Linked DNA regions of Homo sapiens: region 1 is linked to region 2. A link is an interaction called in ENCODE POLR2A ChIA-PET data of the cell type or tissue named here. Cell type or tissue: Caco-2. All regions are shown on one strand. Links, peaks and the distances in the headings refer to the core of each region. The heading gives the core; the rest is flanking DNA.

The links. ChIA-PET counts read pairs that join two places held together with the same protein. Peaks named below come from ENCODE experiments on the same cell type or tissue, not always from the same donor. Only the 100,000 strongest peaks of a DNase experiment are listed, where the experiment ranks them.
Region 1: POLR2A ChIA-PET joins it to region 2 with 6 read pairs; 2 of 35 experiments call an interaction of 5 or more read pairs at or near these places.

Annotation. Positions count from the first base shown.
Region 1 is chr21:15,773,444-15,776,371 of GRCh38, reverse strand. The region is part of intron 3 of USP25 (ubiquitin specific peptidase 25); the gene reads right to left. Among named protein-coding and RNA genes, the nearest start is that of USP25, 45 kb to the right of the region's middle. In Caco-2, for the core only: no CTCF peak of the experiment used is centred there; no DNase peak of the experiment used is centred there.
Region 2 is chr21:15,658,233-15,661,160 of GRCh38, reverse strand. No RefSeq gene overlaps it. Among named protein-coding and RNA genes, the nearest start is that of USP25, 70 kb to the left of the region's middle. In Caco-2, for the core only: no CTCF peak of the experiment used is centred there; a DNase peak (open chromatin) is centred at 1,230; H3K4me3 peaks cover 366 bases.

The sequences.
Region 1 (2,928 bases), core at 285-2,784, 120 kb before region 2:
TGATCATGGAAGGAAGTGGTGGTGTTTTTTTTAATGTCTTTAGAGAGTATAATAAAACCTCACAAAAGTGTATTAAGTAGGGCCCCCCAAAAATACAGGCAAGTAAAATGTGAAAGATTTATATAGCATAGTAATTGAAATGGTGAATCACTTTACAGGCAACAGCAGGCCAAAGGTTTTACAAGTCTGGTTACAAAATCCAAGTCCACCCAGACCACAGCTGAAGATGAGTGTAACCCAGAACTGAACATTCATAAACACTGATGAAGCAGTGAGGATTAAAAAGGTATGGAATGCCTCATAAAAATGAAAGCTATCTTGGTTATTAAAATGGCTAGAACTTAGGTCTAAGTAGAGAAAGGATAATGAAAAGTGGAAAAAATTTGAAAATCACAGAGAAGCAGAAAAACAGGGTTTAGGTGTGTGATTAATTAGCGGTCAGATTCCATTAACTCGTTCTCTTAAGTTTACTTTCTTCAATTATAGAAACTAAACATAAAAAAAAACAGAAAAACTATCTTCCTTATTCACTGGCAGTTAGGGTTTTGGATGAAACTTAGGCCTCATCCATTAGAATGCACTAACACGAGACATGGAAGGCAGAGTGCAGCGGGGGCGGGGGGGGGGGGGGGTGGCAACCATTATCCTGTTGCCTTTGGCTGTTTTCTCTAGCTTGATTGAAAAGATTTAAGTTGTTCCACAGTATTCCAGGCTCCAATTTCCAGCTTTAAGAATGTCAAGAGATGGAATATAAGCGGCAACTAGACTTTGCATTCCAATTTCCAGGCATAGCTCAGAGGCAGTACCTAATCCTGGCTTCCTGTTTCCTGGGCTGCAGCTATAGAAGTATGTTCTTGAACTCAGTAGTCCAAGAGGCCGCTTTCCTAATTGTGACAGAAGTAGCCGCTTCCCTGACTGGTCGCTTCCCTGACTGGTCAGTCCTGCAATGATGTGGGAGTCATTTCAGAAGTCTGAGCTAGAGCTTTCCTCCAGTCCTTCCAGTGATTTTTTAAAGAACCTAATCCCCTGTATTAAATTCCTTATTTGAAAATTTCTAGAATGTTTACTGTATCATGACTGACAAGTAAAACAAATGGGCTATAGCCGAAACTAATTTAAAAATAGCAACAACTTACACTTACAGCTTTTCCTAATTCATCAATTGTAATTCAAGCAACAAAAAAGCAAAAAACAAGATGTTTTTTCCCCAAATATATTTTATAAATGAAATCACTGAAATTCTGAGAAATGAAGCACATCATAAGACGCGAGAATGGTGCACAGGCTTCAAAATTTAAGTCTTCTAACTCTTAAATCCAGTGGTCTTTCTGCCTTACTAGCAGTTCTTCAAATATGGTCCATTGATCCTTGGGGTCCCCAGGGCCCCTTTGAAAAAAGGGAGGAAAGTCCTTAAATAAAAAAATAATACTACTCAGATATTATTTGCCTTTTGTACTGTAGCCACATTTGCACCAATGATGCAAAACGATATTGAATAAAACTGCTGCATCTTAGCACAAATCAAGGCAGCAGCACCAAGTTGCATAATTCATTGTATTAGTCACAAATATACACACTCACTGTTTTAAACAGAAGCCAAGCCAGTTTCTTTTAGAATTATGTTCTTGGCGAAAAGATTAAACCTAATTTTATTAAACCTCAAACCTTGATTTATGTTTAATTCTAACATAAGAAGTACACATAAAGTACTTCTGCGATATATCCAGAGTATGCTGTTGCTAACAACTAGTGTAAAATGAGTTACAAGCTAAACTGATTTTTCCCATGGAATGCAATTTTTATTTAAAAGAAAAACTAACAAACTACAAACTAGAATTATTCAGACTTCAGTATTTGGCAGATGTTGTCTGGAAAAAAAAAAGTGAGCCTGTTGCTTTAAGGAAAACAAATGTATCTGTTGACAATGATTAATATGGAATTTTCAAGCAAAAATCTAAACTTTGAAAAACTTGTTTCTACCACTGTGAGCTTGATATCTTCTCAATACTTAAAGGCTTGTATATGAGTGGTGATATTAACAAATTCAACTTTTTCTTATAGTAGACATTCTTCAAGCATTTAAAAAGAAATCTTTTCAAATTACCAATGCACAGTGTTACAAACTCATGCATGGGTAAAAGATCCATCCAAAAAGCAAGAAACACTAATGGATTTTAATGCAACATAACATGAAAAGGTTGTTGATACCACCATAGAATAACTGATGTGATTTCGAATTCCACATTGCAACTAATCTTTAAGAAATTACCATCTGTTAAGTTTGGGTATAGCATTAAAAAGAATATCCATTATTATCTGATTATCAGTTAAAATACTCCTCCCTTTTCTAAATTATTATCTGGGTAAAGCCAGATTTTCTTCACAAACTTCAACCAAAACAACTTATTGCAATAGAATGCAAACCTTCAGAAGCACATTGGAGACTCTAGTTCTCCTCTAATATGGCAGACATTCAAGACTTGCAACAATGTAAAGCAACGTAATCTTCTAACCATTTTGTTTCAGCAAATGTGTTTTTCATAAAATATGTTATTCAAACATAATAGACTGACATTTTAATATGAACTAATAGCCTAAGCTTTTCTCCGTTTTAATTTCTAAAATAGTAAATTTTATGTACCCAAAAGCTCTGAGGTTCTCAATAATTTTTATGAGTGTAAAGGGGTCCTGAGAGCAAAAATAACAAGAATCACCATCTACTCCATGTTCTTAGACATGTTTTTTATGAAACAAATCATAATTGAAAATGGTTTTCTTTGGTTTTTACAATGTCATTCAAAATTTTTTGAAATAACTGGCAAAAGATAAAGATTAGGAGATTGTATGTGTACAATAATAGGTATTACTTCCCTCACGCTCTGGGAGGAAAAAAAAAAACCAGAAGACCTGGTTACACGATTCCTGCAT
Region 2 (2,928 bases), core at 141-2,640:
TGGTAATATTTCATTGGCAAAATGGTTAATGTTTTATACTGTGACACCACACAAAATTATTTCCAGTTTGGAATGACAAATGAAGATATGAGAGATTAAATTTAAAAGATTTTTAAAAACTAAGAGAGCAAAGAATGGCGGAAAAATTCTGCAATTTACCCCTCTTTGTGGTAGCAGCAATGTAGCATTTAGGGAGAGGTGAGAGGTTGGGGGAGGTCAGATACTTTGGTTTGATTTATCATGTCAACCTCAAATAATCAGATTCAGAAAATACCATCACGTACAGAGTTTCTCTGAGCCAAAGCTTGAGGGTGGCCACTAGGCACAGAATTAAGTGCCCTGAATATACACTTTGATTAGCAGCAGTTACATGTGGGTTTTTAAGGGGGAAAAGGAGGCAACTTCTATGTTGTTTACCAAGAATTTACATTAAAATAACATAAGCTATTGATTGGCTGTACATTATTCTTTGTATCACAAACTCCAAGAACATGAACATAAGCAGCTAGCTGGGAATAAGATGCCTTTAAACATTTGTCCCCTGGGCATGGATGACTTGTATGAACTCATGTCTCTCCAAGCCTGATAAAGTTTGCGTACTTTACATATCTGACTGCTCTGAGCTATTTTTCTTTTCTCAGATTATTCTATTTTAATAATAGCAGGAGCGAACAATTTTGCATGTTTTGTCATTCAGTATCTCAGATAGTGTGAGACCTACTCTACACAAATTATCTAATTTAATCCCTGCAACCACTCTATGAAAGCAAGTACTACTGTAATCATTTTACCACGCATTTTAAATGTTGGGAAATTTGTCCGAGACCCCACTGCTCATAGTTTGTGAAACTGGGGAAAAGAAATAAGCTTTGACCGAGGAGCTGAGGAGTTAAACAGTCTCTTCTGGAGCTGCACTCCTAATTATACTGCTATTACTACAGCAAGTGAAAAGAGAAGGAATTATCTTGTTAATTTGACAGCTAAGAACTTGTATGCATTTGAGCATTAAAAGAAAATTCATAGTATCATAGGAAAACCATTTAAATCTGTTTGTGGTAACATTCCAAACAAACATCCTCATTTAGTGTGCTAAACTGGAAAGTGGTTTAAAAAGAAGCCTCTGTGTACTTTGCAAAGGGTAACTCTGCCAATGATTAACAGTCACCACTGTGATCACTGCCATAAAATAACTTGATGAGGCCTGTTGCTAGGTCTTTGAACATTCCTGATCTCAGTTAAGGATGGCAGGTTTCAGGCAGTGGAATAGTGTGGGTGGGGCTGGGATCAAGAAATTCCCTGTATGGAAAGATTTGAAAACAGCAATAAAACTCACTAAAGTCAGTCTGCTTTTTATTATCACCAGGCATCAGCAGACTCTAAGCAATACCATGGTAAAATACTCCTGCCAGAAAAAGATCTCTAAATTCTAAAAGATCGTTGTAGTAACTGTTGGGTTTTAATAACATGGATGTGAGCTTCCCATTGGCAATGTTTTATTACTTAACCTTTGATGAATGTTATATTCTATATGAAAGTTACTTTGGAATATTCTTTGGATAGATTTGCCTCTCCCTAAACACACACACACACACACACACACACACACACACACACACACTGGTGGGTGCAGTTCTCTCTCTAACTACCATGGTAACACATATTCTTCTATTTAAACAGTGGATCAAAATAAATAATGGCAGCACATTGTAAACACGAAGAAACAGAACTTGACTTACTTCAATTCTATCATTCTTTGTGACAACTTACAGTTTTACTTGTATTTAAATATTAAAACAGTGAAAAACTATGAACTGCACATTGTAATATACAGTTGCATTATTTGGTAAGTACCTATTTTAGTTAATATGAAATATTTTACTTAATCTAACTATTTTTTTAGTTTGAACTTTTATTTTTATTTTCAGTAAATAAACGGTAATTTTAAAATGTCAAATTAGACTTTCCCACTCAAGGGGAGAGAATAGAGCACTTCTACTCCTGACATTTAAGTCATTTTTAAAATTTTTAATTTTTGTGGGTACATAGTAGTTGCATATATTCCTGGGGTATATGAGATATTTTGATACAGACATACAATGTGTAATAAACACATCAGGGTAAACGGGGCATCCATCACCTCAAGCATTTATCCTTTGTGTTACAAACAAGTCAATTATACTTTTAGTTATTATTTCAGGTACAATTAACTTATTATTGACTATAGTCACCCTGTTGTGCTGTCAAATGCTAGATCTGATTTATTCTTTGTAATCATTTTTGCATCCCTTAACCACAAATAATGTTATTAATATTAAAATGTGTTCCTTTTAATTGCTTAGTTATTTTAAAAACAAAAAACAAATCAAGAAAACAGAACCTGCAATGTTATTATTTACTACAGTTATCCTTTGTTTCTAAAAATATATTAATACAATTCACAGTATTAATTCATTGCCCTTGCTCCTTTTTATGCTGTCATTTTGGTGGGTTTTAAAAAATGATGTCTTCAAATGAAGTCCAATAAATTAAAAAATTTCACTGTCTGCATTTTTTTACAGCTATTGTTATGGGCTAAGAATCCCATTTTTTTAATAAAAAACTCAAATTTTACAGATATGTAAGGTGCTCTGTGGAACACTAAGAAGCTGGACTTCTTGGTTTCTTGATAGCTGGGAACACATCATAAGTATCCTTTTATCTATTTCCTTAGTAAAATAGTTAAGAAATACAATACCGCCCATCTTTTTGGAATTTACAATGACATCAGAGTTGGTAAACATGTACAAATGATTATCATAAAATGAAGGATCTGAATATTGCAGACAAATACTAGAAAGTTTCAAAAGAGAGAGAAGTAGAAGATCTTGTAATCAGGGCAATCACAACATATGTCATGGATGATTATTTAAACTGCACCTTCAGTAACTT